Regions from separate parts of the Homo sapiens genome. Here region 2 is linked to region 1. The links are chromatin contacts, found by Hi-C or POLR2A ChIA-PET in ENCODE. All regions are on one chromosome and are shown on one strand. Each heading gives the region's core, a stretch centred on a gene start or an enhancer-like site at or near the end of the contact. The rest is flanking DNA. Distances are from core to core; before and after follow the strand shown. Region 1 has its middle 18 kb from the start of RBMS1. Region 2 overlaps LOC105373718 (a long non-coding RNA gene).

The links. Hi-C counts contacts between places; a loop is a spot of excess contacts on that map. ChIA-PET counts read pairs that join two places held with the same protein, here RNA polymerase II (POLR2A). Pooled maps may share reads with other maps.
Region 2: a map of chondrocyte shows a loop between it and region 1 (2.0-fold over the local background). The contact joins two enhancer-like sites. A Hi-C loop is called at or near these places in 2 of 168 maps with a recorded cell type or tissue (CD8-positive, alpha-beta T cell and chondrocyte) and 1 of 50 pooled maps. POLR2A ChIA-PET finds 5 or more read pairs at or near these places in 1 of 52 experiments (activated T-cell).

What each region holds. Positions count from the first base shown.
Region 1 is chr2:160,508,821-160,515,754 of GRCh38, reverse strand. No RefSeq gene overlaps it. Among named protein-coding and RNA genes, the nearest start is that of RBMS1, 18 kb to the right of the region's middle. RefSeq lists an enhancer at 665-834. Within about 2 kb of position 2,467, at least 2 of the 41 ENCODE cell types and tissues checked have a DNase peak (open chromatin) inside an H3K27ac peak, as active enhancers do.
Region 2 is chr2:160,559,735-160,566,833 of GRCh38, reverse strand. All of the region lies in intron 2 of LOC105373718 (a long non-coding RNA gene), which reads left to right. Among named protein-coding and RNA genes, the nearest start is that of RBMS1, 69 kb to the right of the region's middle. Within about 2 kb of position 4,718, at least 3 of the 41 ENCODE cell types and tissues checked have a DNase peak (open chromatin) inside an H3K27ac peak, as active enhancers do.

The DNA.
Region 1 (6,934 bases), core at 1,218-3,717:
GTTGTGTTCTGTTTTCTCCCTCTCCTGCTTCCTGGTTGATAAATGTCATTTGGAGTGAGTCACAAAAATCTGTTGATGGAAGCCATTTTTTATTCATGCCCTCCAAGCTCACCTGATTCCTTCTCGACTATTAGTGATCTTTTAATGCCTTTCTTGCCAAGTCACTAAGTCTCAACAACTGCTATCCCTCATTTTCTTCACTTCCCCTAAGCTTCAAGCTGCCGTTGATTTTCCTCTTTCTGGGCAGATGCTTTAACATCACACTTAATTGAAAAGAGAAATCATCATCTGAGTTGACATATCCTGCAGAATTTCTGTGGTCCCTGTACTTGATATTCTTTAGCAAATGCAAATCTAAGCTTTCCCCAACCCCCCAAGCTGCTCTCTTCCCTGCATTTTCACACACAGGTTAAATGACTGCCCACACTCAACATGGCTTGCAGGCAGCAGAGCTGGGCTTCAAAGCCAAGAAACCTGGCTGCAAACTCCTGTGCTTAACCACTACACTGTGCTGCTTCACACTTATGCTACTGCCTTCTTTCTTCTTCCCTCATCTCCCAAATATCTGAATCATCTGTGCTTCTTGATTCAATCGTTACCATTCCTCTCTAATCCTTTGCAATTTCCCTTATAACCTCACCTGTGTCCTGAAATTATTCTCTCCAAAATGTCCTCACCCAAAAACTTTTTCTTGCTTGCACAATCCTTAACTTTTCTAGAGTACTTGAATCTATTGGTGAAGGGAAAAGGTGTGGGAAGAGAATTTGCATTTCCTAAGTAGCTGCTAGGTATCAGAAGTTTTGCATATAGCTAACCTAATTTCTTACAATAGCTGTATGGTATAAGTAATATTTTTCATAAGAAAAAAATTTGCAAAACACATTTGCTTATGGATTTGTCTAAATGAGGCTATTTTAAAACAAAGAGAACTTTTTAGGATTTAATAAGACACAAAGCCCAATTTTTAAAATGAACAAAAGATTTAAACACACAGTTTACCAAAGAGGGGTAAACAAATACTAAAAAAAAAATGCTTAACATCATCATATTATCAGTCCATTTTCATACTGCTATAAGACTGGGTAATTTAGAAAGAAGAGAGGTTTAATTGACTTACAGTTCCGCGTGGCCGAGGAGGCCTCAGGAAACTTACAATCATGGTGGAAGGAGAAGCAAGACACCTCACTCACAAGGCAGCAAGAACGAGAATGAACACAGGAGGACCTATCAAACACTTATAAAACAATCACATCTCGTGAGAACTCACTCACAATCACGAGAACAGCATAGGGAAAACTTGGCCCCATGATTCCATTACCTCCACCTGGTCTCTCCCTTTACACGTGGGGATTATGGGGATTACAGGGATTGCAATTCAAGATGAGATTTTGCGTGACACAGCCAAACCATATCGATCATTAACCATTAGGAAACTGCAAACTTAAAAAATACCACCTACGCACACACACTTGAATGGCCCAAATAAAGAAGACTCAAAATACTAACTGTTGACAAATATGCAAAACAATAGTATACATTGCTGGTGGGAATGTAAAATTGTACAGCTAATTTTAAAACAATTTGGCAGTTTCTTATAAAGTTAAATATACATATACCATATAACTAATCCCACTTAGGCATTTACCCAAGGAAAATGAAAATGTATGCTCACACAAAGACTTGTACTCAGATATTCATAACAGTTTTATTCATAATTGCCAAAAACTGGAAACAACTCAATTGTCCATTAATTGGTGAACACATAAATAACCTGTGATATTTTCAAAAAGTGGTTAACTAGTCAACAATAAAAAGAGAATGAATTATGATATCTGGCAACAACATGGATGAATCTCAAAAGCATTATGCTAAGTAAAAGAAGTCAGGCATAAAATATTATATATGTGAAATTCTAGAAAAGCCAAAACTATATTGATAAGAAGCAGATCAGCTGTTGCTAGCAGCCCGCAGTGGAGGGAAAGATTTAGGTGTAACGGGTATGAGGGCATCTTGGCTGGTGATGAAATGTTCTGTATCGTGATTGCGAGGCTAGTTTCACAGCTATAAACATTTGTCAAAAATAATCAACAATTCACTTTAAATGTGTGAATTTCATTGTACATAAATTATCCCTCGATAACACAAAAATATAAAAGGAGGGGTGAGAAAATGTCTAAATAATAAATGATTAGAAGAGCTTCATTGACTGTAACTATGTTCCCTCTTCATTCCCTCATTATTTCTTTTCTTTCTAGTCCTTCCATATTCCTCTACAGTCTTTTTTCCCCAACCCACAAGTTTTTATTTTCACAAGTGATTAGCTCTGCAAATTATCTGGTAATTTTTAATAATAGAAAGTGACTATTACATGAACCAGAGAGGAGACAGTCTTTGTGGAACTGTGTGTTGCAGAGTTTCTCGTGACTAGATAAGGGAAGCTCTGTTCAAGTGAAATGTGGACATAACTACGTTATCATAACGACGGCTGCCAGGAGGGCAGAACTGAATTTGATGCTCCATCACAGCAAATATATCAGCCCTTCAGGTTGACATTTTTTCTCTCTCCTCCTTTCCATGGTCTTGATTTTCTATTTCAGTTTCATCATCCTTATAATAATATAACCTCTTCTTCATGAGCCACCTAAATTCCTTTTGGTAGAGAGAAGGAATATAAATAAGGGGAGTAAAATAATAGTAACAATGCTTATGGTAATGGAATTATCCTTATGTATGGAAAGGACTAAGGTGGTTTATACTCTGCTTATAGTGCTTTTCCCAAAACACAGAGGTAATTAGTACTTCCTAGTACCAGTGTGTAATGGTCTGAAATTACAGGGAAAAAAAAAGTTCTCATTTGTTTTTTACATATAGGAAGAACTAAATCTATTGCTGCACTTGTGAAGGCAACCTCATTTGAACTTCTTTTTTTTTTTTTTTCTTTTATCTTGACTTGACTCATGGGAGGCACAAATAGGAGGGTAGGAGGAGGATGAAACTGGATCTTTATTCTCCTGGCTCTCTTTATGGCAGCCCACACATTAATTGAATTTCTCTTTCGAAAGCCACACTGCTGTCAGGTACCTCCCTCCCCACCCTACAGTGATAGTGATTGGCTCCAGGTTCCATCGTGTGCTTCCTCCCCTTTCCGCTGCAGGCCTAGTTGTGGTAAAGACAGACCTCACAGGGCCTTGCCATTCCTTGTTGGCTTCCCCCAACCCTGCTCTCGTGGATTGAATGGTGGCCCCCAAAAAAGACATGTCCACATTCACAGAACCTGTGAATGAATATGACCTTATTTAGAAAAAGGATCTCTGTAGATGTAATGAAGCTGAAGCTCTTGAGATGAGGAGATCATCTTTCACTATTGAGGTGGGCCGAAAGGCCAATCTCAAGTGTCCTTATAAGAGAAAGGCAAAGGGAGATTTGACACAGACAAAAGAGAAGAAGACAAACCGAGGAGAAAGTGATACAAAAGTGAGAAAGGACAGGAGTAAGTGATACAAAGACAAGGGCAGAGCTTGGAGTGATGTGGTCACAAACCAAGGAGGCCAAGGATTGCCAACAGCTACCAGAAGCTGGAAGAAGCAAGAAAGGTAATTATCTAGAGCCTCTGGATGGAGTGCAGCCCTGCTGACACCGTAATTTTAGATTTCGGGACTCCAGAACAGTGAGAGAATACTTTTCTCTTGTTTTAAGCCACCAAGTTTATGGTAATTTGCTATTGCAGCCCTAGGAAACAAATACACCCGCCCACACCTTGGTAAACAGACCCTCTTAAAGTTCTCGCCAGTTACACAGTTTGTATGTGCTTCTTATCTCCTGCCAAGGTCTACCAGATAGATCGTATCTTCCAATGAGCAAGTGCCTCATTATTATAACTCTGAACTCTAGGACAGTTCTGGTGATATAAAATGCAAAATTAGCATTTATACTACTTATTAAGTGTTATTTAAATTTGTATATACTTTCTATTCAGCATGAGGTAGGTCTAGATGCATAACGTAAGCTACAAATTCCCCAAATGACACTACTGCAGTTTTTTCCAGTGAAGATGGTTCCATAGTAAGGATCACAGTTTTTTTTTAATGTTCTATGAAAGTTCCTATGAGGTGGGAATTGATATTTGGAAAAGGAGACTTTTGGTTAGTTTCATGAATAATAATTTTCATGTCTAATTTCCAAAACTATATCAAACGAAGACTAGAGGCTGGGTGTGGTGGTTCATGCCTGTAATCCCAACATTTTATGAGGCCGAAGCAGCCAGATCACTTGAGTACAGGAGTTCAAGACCAGCTTGGGAAAAATGGTGAAACCCCATCTCTACAAAAAATAAAAATAAAATAATTTGCTGAGGAGAAATGATCATTTGAGCCCTGGAGGTAGAGGCTGCAGTGAGCTACGACAGCACCACTGCACTCCAGTATGGGCGACAGAGTGTGACCCCGTCTTAAGGAAAAAAAAAGAAAAGAAAGACTCGAGTCACCAGGTAACCTACTAAACCAATCTTTGTGGGAGACATCAAGCCAACAGCAGTGTGAATGTTGTTTATAGACAGGTAGAGCTATGACAAAGTCCAGGGAAAATTAGTCAGAGAGGAGTCTCAGAACAGCTCTCAGGGGAGCACCTATATTTAAGGTTCAAGAGATGGAAGAAGAGATAGAGGAATAGTTGGAAGCACAGGAGGAGAATCAGGAGAGTGAGGAGTTTCAAGAAACATGGAGTGTTTCTAAATCTGAACCTCAGAGGTTCAGAGGAATGAATACAAAAAAAGGCCATTAATTTGGGGACTTTCAGGAGAGTGCATGGGACAAAAGCCAGATTGCAAGAAAAGGGTCTGCTGATTACTGATAAGGGTTTACTGTGCAAGTCGACCTTCAAATACACAAACCGCAGCTCTTCAGAGCAGTGGCTCTCAGTGCTGGTTGTACTTTCTAATCCCTGGAGAGCCCTTAGGCAATATCAACCCTGGAGGCATATCCCAGACCAATCCAATCAGAATTTTAAGGAGTGGAGTTCAGGAAATACCACTGCTTAAAAGCTGCTGGGTTCTTCTAACAAGCATCCAAAGACTGAGAATCACTGCTATGAAGGGATTCAAAAACCCAGGCCCAGATCCAACATGCTGATTAGTTTTATAAAGTTTATTGGAAAATAGCTGCACCCATTCATCAGCTGGGATATTGTCAGTGGCTGCTTTCATGCTACAGTGGCAGAGTTGAGTAGCTGTGAGGGAGACCACATGGCCCACAAAGGTGGAAATATTAACCATCTGGCCCTTAATAGAAATAATTTGCAGACCTTGGTATAAAGCAGGATTTCTCAGCCTTGGCACTTTTGACTTTTTTTTTGGAGAGATGAGGTTTCACCAAGTTGCCCACACTGGTCTTGAACTCCTGAGCTCGAGCAACCCACCCACCTTAGCCTTCCAAAGTTCTGGGATTACTGGTGTGAGCCACCACACCCGGCCACTTTTGACAGTTTCTTTTTCTTTTTTTTTTTTTAGATGGAGTTCTGCTCTTGTCACCCAGGCTGGAGTGCAATGGCAAGATCTTGGCTCACTGCAACCTCCTCCTCCTGGGTTCAAGTGATTCTCTCACCTCAGCCTCCCAAGTAGCTGGGACTACAGGTGCCAGCCACCATGCCCAGCTAATTTTTGTGTTTTTAGTAGAGACAGTGTTTCACCATGTTGGCCCAGGTAGTCTTGAACTCCTAACCTTGGGTGATCTGCCCACCCACCTTGGCCTCCCAAAGTGCTGGGATTACTGGTGTGAGCCACTGTACCCAGTCACTTTTGACAGTTTTGACAGGTTAATTCTTTATTATGGGGAGCTGTCCTGTGCATTGTAGGAAGTTTAACAGCATCCTTGTCTTTTACCCACTAGATGCCAATAGCACCATCTTCTGATCCCCCACCCTCCACCTAGTCATGACAATGAAAATGCCTGTAAACATTGCCAAATGTCCCTTGGCATACAAAATCACCCTGATTGAGAATCACAGCTATAAGAGTATTAAAGAATGTACAGTCAGTTTTTGTGATTCATAGTAGTTATATTCTATAAAGTCACTATAAACATTGGATTAACAAATACTGTGCCATTGCTCCTAGAGGAAATACAGGGATAGGTTCCCACAAGCTTCCGGCCGCAAGGTTTTTTGTCAACTGATCAATATATAACTTTATTTTATGTGTGTTTAAAGACACCATATTTAATATATATTTCTAACAAATAATTATATGCAGTATTTCTTTATAATAAAACACTAACTTAGAGGGGTTTAACACTTTCCTGACCTTGGGTAACATGACCATAAATATCTTTGGTTTTCAGCATCATAATTCATCTCATGAATCCACAAATTCAGCAATTTTTCCATTTTTCCCATAGCTTCATCATGCACTATTGATGCTATGTGAGCACTTTCCAGAGAGGTCTCATGTATAGACTGGTGAATTTCCTCTTCCTTTTTCTGAATGTATAGTATTACTGATTTCCTAACATTGAGCTTGCAGCCAACAGCACTATAACTCGTGCTTGAATGAAGTTTGCCCAACATATATTTTCTCCATACCGCACAATACAGTAACCTTGTCTTTAGAAACTCCAGGCAGCACTTCAGCATTATAGTTGGGGTTTTTAAAAACAGGGAAGTCACCAACAAAAACACTAACATGCAAAAATAAATACATTAATTAATTAAAAAGTGGCAATAAATAGACTGCAAAAGGACCACATGAGGGCTGAAACAAGAAGGCAGAGTATCGCCTTGTTCAGCCTCAACTGGAAATGTGCATAGCAAGGGACTCAAATTTTTCACCAACTCTGCACATATCTAAAAATGATTGCAAAAGTGCCACAAGTATTGACTTTGGAATTACAAAAAAATTTTAGCAAGTAGACTAAATGATAATGAGGATCAACTATGGAATGGA
Region 2 (7,099 bases), core at 3,469-5,968, 49 kb before region 1:
AGGGAGGCTTCTCATAATGCACCAGAGGGTGTTTTTTAGTTTGGCCCTGTCAGTTTTACACATTTATCAATGTCTTGGATGAGATTTAGAAAACAAGATCATAATTGCTAATAGCATGAAACCTAGAGTGAGAGTGAATGCCAGCTGAGGATCCGTAAAGATTTGGATCAGAGTGATGAACAAATATAAATTGGTTTCTAATAGAAATATGTGACCAGTCTTTCATCTGGATCCAGAAAAACCAACTAAGCATAACATGTCTGGTACATAGAACTAGACAGCTTTAGTTCATTCTCTAGTTCTTCCACTAATGACCTGTATAAACTTCAGCAAGGTAACTTTATCTCTCATTAAGTGCCTCCATTGTCACACTGGTAAACAGAAACAATAGTAATATCTACTCCACAGTAGCTTAAGAGAGTTCATATACATCAAAGCAGTTGAATAGTCCGTGGCCCAGATAACAAGAAATGTTGCTTCTTATTAGTGATGTGTGTAGAAGAGGGCTGATGGCTATAGTATCTACTAGATAGGATAAAAAAGATTGATAATACATTCAATAGATTTCAGTTGTGGGACAGAGTTAGTAGTCTATGACACAAGACTATTTTGCTCAATTTTTTATTGTGGTAAAATGCACATAACAAAATTTACCATCTTAACCACTTTTAAGCATACACTTCAGTAGCACTAAGTACATTCACATTGTGTTACATTACCATCCTCCATCTCTGGAGTTCTCTTCATTTTGAAAAAGTTAAACTCTATATCCATTAAAGAACCCCCATTTCTACTCCCCCTAGCCTCTGATAACCATCATTTTACTTTCTGTACCTCTGATTTTGACTACTCTAAGTATCTCATAGAAATGAAACCATAAAGTATATTTTTTGTGACTGGCTTATTTCACTAAGCATAACGTCCTCAAGATTCATCCATGTTATAGCAAATATTGAGTTTTTTTCCTTTTTAAAGCTGAATGATATTTCAGATATAAATACACATTTTGCTTATCCACTCGTTTATCGAGCACCTGGGCTGGTTCCATATTTTAGCTATTATGAATATAGATGTACAAATATCTTTGAAATCCTGCTTTAATTCTTTTGAGTATATACCCCAAAATAGAAATGCTGAATCATATGGTAATTCTATTTGATTTTTTGAGGAACTACTGTATTGTTTCCACAGTGACTATTCCATTTTGCATTCCCATCAGCAGTGCAAAAGGGTTCCAATTATTCCACATCTTCAACACTTGGTATTTTTCTGGGGGGTTTTCTGATAGTAGCCATACTAATGGGTATGAGATGGTTTCTCATTATAGTTTTGATTTGCATTTCCCCAGTGATTTTGAGCATTTTTTCATGGCTTTTTAGCCATTTGTACATCTTTTTTGGATAAATGTCTTGGCACTTTTTGAATCAGGTTGTTTTGTTGTTGTTGAGACTTTAATAGAATCTCACTGCTGTGAATAAGACTGATGAAAGTCATGATTTACTCTGCCCTGCTCGGGCTACAACTTGAACAAGGGCTTGAGATCAGGTGTCATAGTAGCAAACTCTCATAAACAAATCAGAGTCTGTGCAGTACAGAGCTGAAATGCAGGTACTGTTGATAGAATTGGAGGTGTCAGACTGTCTAAAATTTTACTGAGCTGTGGAATAGAATGTTGATGTTGTTTTGTGTGCCCCCCATTGATTTCTCCAGAGCCAATGAGTAAAAATTACCATGACATAGATGCTGAGTCCACATAATGAAAACCTTCCTTATGATTGGAAGAGCTGTTTTGGGGTATGCTAAGTTCCCCGTCCCTGCCATGATAAGACATTATATGTTAGGGTGACTGCTTGGCAAGGGTGTGATGGGACTTAAACTCCAGATGTGTGATTGGATTAGGTGCCTTTTAAGATTGACTCCCAGAAATTCTGAGTTTTTATCCAATGAAAATCTTAGGATTCTAGATTTGTTTCTAATTACATACTTAACTGCTTCCTACACTGCTGCCTTTAAAGCTCTTATTGGGTGTTTTTAGGCTCTGGGCCAACAAGACTGCACTTTTTTTTTCCTACCACCAAAGAGGTTAAATACTCAGTATGTTCATTTTTTAGGAAATGAAGTTGAAATGATTAAACAGGAAATATGCACTTAGCTCCTAATGTTAGCTACATCAAGACAAAATCAATTTCATTTCAAATGGAATGCTATTGGAGAGCTGTTTAGAAATTTGTTGATAGGAAAGAAATATTGAAGGTGAATACACCAGACACAGGAAATGAGAAAATTAAAGATATCTTTCAATGCTAAAAAGCACTCTGTCTTTCCTGTTCTCAAAACCTTGAAGAAATCTTTAAAACGCTCTACTTATTTGAGACATAAATATCTTAGACTAAAAGTCAACAACACCTGGATCAAGAACCAAAATTTTCTCTACTAGGTTGTCTATGGAAACTCAGAAACCTGAATTCTGAAGATGCCCAAATCACTGACCACACATACCTCCATGAATATATAGAGAGGGGGAAAAGCCAGAAAAATCTTGCTAGTTCTAACACCTTTATGTGAACAAGGTCATTGGTCATACCCCACGTGGCCTCTGTTTTCAATTGGTAAGCATTCTTTTTAAGCCTAAGAAGTAGAATTTACACATTATATGCAGCAGTGCTTCATTTCCTTCTCAACGACTAGCTCTGCTGCTTTGGGAAAGGGAAAATTTCCAACTCTCCCAAGGCAGTTGAGTGGCTTATGCCAAACAGTGTTAAGTTTTTCATCACCTGCAACTAGGTTTGTGAGTCTTATGAAATAACCAAAAAGTATGTTCAGAATCTCTGGCCTCCAGTCAAAGACGAAGATGGAAGCATGAAATTGAGGTTGAATATATTATACCTTTCTCCATCTTAGGTTTTTGTGTTTTACCTATAGGGGAAAAAAATCAAATATGTATTTTAAAGATTTATATTTTACATCAAATACATATTTTAATATATCATTGGGGAGGATTTTGTAATCTTGAAATTTAATCAGACTATTCTTTTCAAATTTTAGAACACAAACTAATTTAACATAGCTTCCAGAAACCAGAAATAAGTAAAAATTTGTCTTGCAGTAGTTGAAAATCTGATGTTCTATCATGAGAATTTAAGAGTCTTTCTTTTCTGGAGTTCATATTTTTCACTTCTATCTAGATCCCAAACTCTTTAGTTCACCAGATCTTGGGCCAGGTGATGCAGATTCCTCATTAGAAAGCATCCTCACTTTTAGGTCTGTAGGCCTTTCTAAAGAATTATGAAATGCTCCCTCTACTATTATATTAAGAACATAAGGCTTTTTCTTTTGTTTTACTAGGAATTCCATCAGCAGTGAGATGGAAACAGTCAAAACCAGGAATACAACAGTATTGATAAAAATAAGACAGTTTACATTATCAAGTAGATCTACATTTTTGGATATTTGTTTTTCTGAATGTAATATACAATCCTAAGAAATAAATATTGGCAATAGTATTGAGAAAAAGAAGCTTTTGTAATTCTGAAATGGCTAACAGCATCAGCCTTTTCATTATTTATTAGTACATCAGTAAGTTTGACAGGAAATTATAGCTAAAGCATGTGGGCAAAGTGTGGGGAGAAAGAAGCAAAAGCTCCAAAAAAGGACATTTTCTTCTCCCCAGAAAACTTTGCCAGTATTATCACTAGTGAAAATTTTGGCTCCTTCTTAACTTACCCCAGATTTCCCTGTCAATAGCACCCAAAAATGGAATTTAAAAAAAATATTTAATAGAGGATGACTTTCAATTCCCAAAGGTGACCACCCCTAGATTGAAAACACGCTCTTCTGGAGAAACTATGAGTCTTTTATTTACCTGAGTCTTATGTGATTTGCAACAGAGTAGACACTTAAATATTTATTGAATAAGTCAGCAAATAAACAAATGAATAAGAGGATAGACAGAAGCAAAATAGAAATACATTATGAGACGATAAGAAGTAACTGAATTTTCAAACTGAAGAATCTTTTAGGATGACTCTAATGATTCATAAAGTCAAAGAGCTATCATAACCCCACATCATTATTTACTACATTTTCTGATTTTCCTTTAAGTATATGCCTAACAAGCAAATACCTGTGCATTTCAAAAAATCCAGATGTATAAATTGCACGACCTTAGACATGAGACTTAAGCTGAGACTCGATTTCTTCATCTGCAACATGGGAATGATAAGTTAAATGATTTAGTGTTAATAAAGCACCTAGAACAGGACTTGACATACAGTAAGCACACAATAATTATCAGTTAAAATTGTGATCTTCATCCTTTACATCTTCTTCAGTGGATTCATTAGATGCAGAGAAAGTAACAACAAATTACTTTTAAAAGATGTTCAAAATCAGATCATTTTATAACAGTTTTAATTCATCTTAAAGTCAAGTGCATAAAAATGGAAAACAGATTCAAAATTTTCCTCTCCTTAAGGGCAGACGCAATGCATCATTTAGCTTTCTATCTCCCAATGAATCTTTCAAACTGTCTTATCGACACACATGTAAAGCAGTCAAGATCTGTTTGTGAAATCTAAGAACTAAATATATAATAGAACAAATTCTCCCATCTTGAGTTGACCTCACCAAAATTTTGTTCATAAGGATTTCTTTTACGTTGCTTTTTTAGCAACTTCAAGAATTTCAGTTCCATATAAGAGAGTGCTGAGTCAGTCCTCTTGGCAGTAATGAGAAGAGGGGAACATGAGAACTGGAAATAGGAGAGGAAGGTAAAGTATGTGGTGGAACTGGAGTAGAGAGTTTTGTAATGAAGATTTTTGCAAAGAAGAAAAGAATGTCGAGAGATAGTAAATCCCAAGCTTAAAGCTACACACTTATGTTTGTAAGGAAGACAGGCATGAGATACTAGTAAAAAGGTAACCAGCAGACTTCACAAGCTTTGGCATAAAGACTCTTGTCAATGCTCATTGAGCCTTTACAATGTACTACATAGATCCGATCATTTAATCCATCCTCACAGCAACGTGTTGGGAGGGCACTATTGGACTGACTCTGTAGACAAAGATACTGAGTCATAGAAAGGTTTAAAATGTGCCCCAGGTCACAGCTAGCAAATGATAAAATCAGGATTTGAACTCAGGCAAGTCTGACTGCAGACTTAAACCTGATGACACATTCCTCATGACTAAATCTATATAATCCTCTGTACTATGGCCAGGTATGAGATATGCTTAGTTGGCTATGCCAACAAGGTTTTAAAAAAAGCTAAACAAAGGTTTTACATCCCAAGAGTTCTAGTTATTCATTATTGGGCCCAGAAAGAAGAAAATCAAAACTGAGTTAAAAATTAGAAAGATAGGCCGGGCGTGGTTGGCTCACGCCTGTAATCCCAGCACTTTGGGAGGCTGAGGTGGGCACATCACTTGAGATCAGGAGTTCGAGGCCAGCCTGGCCAACATGGTGAAAACTCATCTCTACTAAAAATACAAAAATTAGGCAGGCGTGGTGACGCATGTCTGTAACCCCAGCTACTCGGGATGCTGAGGCAAGAAAATTGCTTGAACCTGGGAGGTGGAAGTTGCAGTGAGCCGAGATTGCGCTATTGCACTCCAGCCTGGGCAACAAGAGTGAAACTCCGTCTCAAAAAAAAAAAAAAAAAAATTCAAAAGGAATGAGGTCGATGCAGGGGGTAGGGGGGCTACAGAAGCCTCTTTTGTGAAGGTTGTCTGCAGCAATCCAAAAACATCCTATTGAAACTCTAAAGAAGGAATATTCTAAAGATTTACTTAAAAGATCTTAAAGAGGGCCGGGCGCGGTGGCTCACGCCTGTAATCCCAGCACTTTGGAAGGCTGAGGCGGGCGGATCACGAGGTCAGGAGATCGAGACCATCCTAGCTAACGCGGTGAAACCCCGTCTCTACTAAAACTACAAAAAAATTAGCCTGGTGTGATGGCGGGCGCCTGTAGTCCCAGTTACTTGGGAGGCTGAGAGAGGAGAATTGCTTGAACCCGGGAGGCGGAGGTTGCAGTGAACTGAGATAGCACCACTGCACTCCAGCCTGGGCAACAGAGCAAGACTCCGTCTCAAAAAAGAAAAAAATCTTAAAGAGAATAAATGAAAACCAACTGCATGCCTCTCCGTTCACCCACTGTAGCTGTGGTATTCACCTTGCATGGTCCATACTTCTCTTCTAAAAAGAGCCTCCTGGTTTTCCTTTAAGAATTCATCCTCCCCCGCTCTCAGAGCAAATTCTAGTGAGGCTGACTTCACTTTCAGCCTGAACATTAAAAGTTCTGCATCACTCTGATCAATGTGCATAGAACTCTGATGATCAGCCATGAGATTTTCAATGGAATTAACAAAGAGAAGGATTTTTCCCAGGAAATGTCATACCGGTGTGCTCTAGTCCTAGACTTAGTGATGGTCATCTTTTTGCACTACTGGGTGAAACCTGTCTCAAATGTGGACAATATAGGGCATATGGGAGAGACACAAATTCCTGGGGGTCTCCAAGTGCACCGGTATCCTGCCGAGACTACCAACTTGCCTTTCCGGTTATATGGGCCAAGGGGAAAAGATGTTTTTAAGTTAGTTTGATTGGGCTTTCTGCCACTTACAACAGACAATCTGGAATAATACACTAATATAAGGCATGCAAAAGGCCCAATGATAGTCCGTTTAGACAGATATCTTTAATATTTTAATTTTGTGTTCACACAAATAAATATATAAAAGAATAGCTTTTCTTAGGATTTTAATCCATCAACCTCTCTATTCCCGTAAATTCTAAAATTTCTTGCCTGTGAATTCTCCTTCCATGGCGGGGTTTTTTTTTTTTTTTTTTTTTTGGGAGACGGAGTCTAGCTCTGTCACCCAGACTGGAGTGCCATGGCGTGATCTCAGCTCACTGCAACTTCTGCCTCCCGGGTTCAAGCGATTCTCCTGTCTCAGCCTCCCGAGTAGCAGGGACTACAGGCATACGCCACCATGCCCGGCTAATTTTTGTATTTTTAGTAGAGACAGGATTCCACCATGTTGGTCAGGCTGGTCTCGAACTCCTGACCTCAAATGATCCACCTGCCTCGGCCTCCCAAAGCG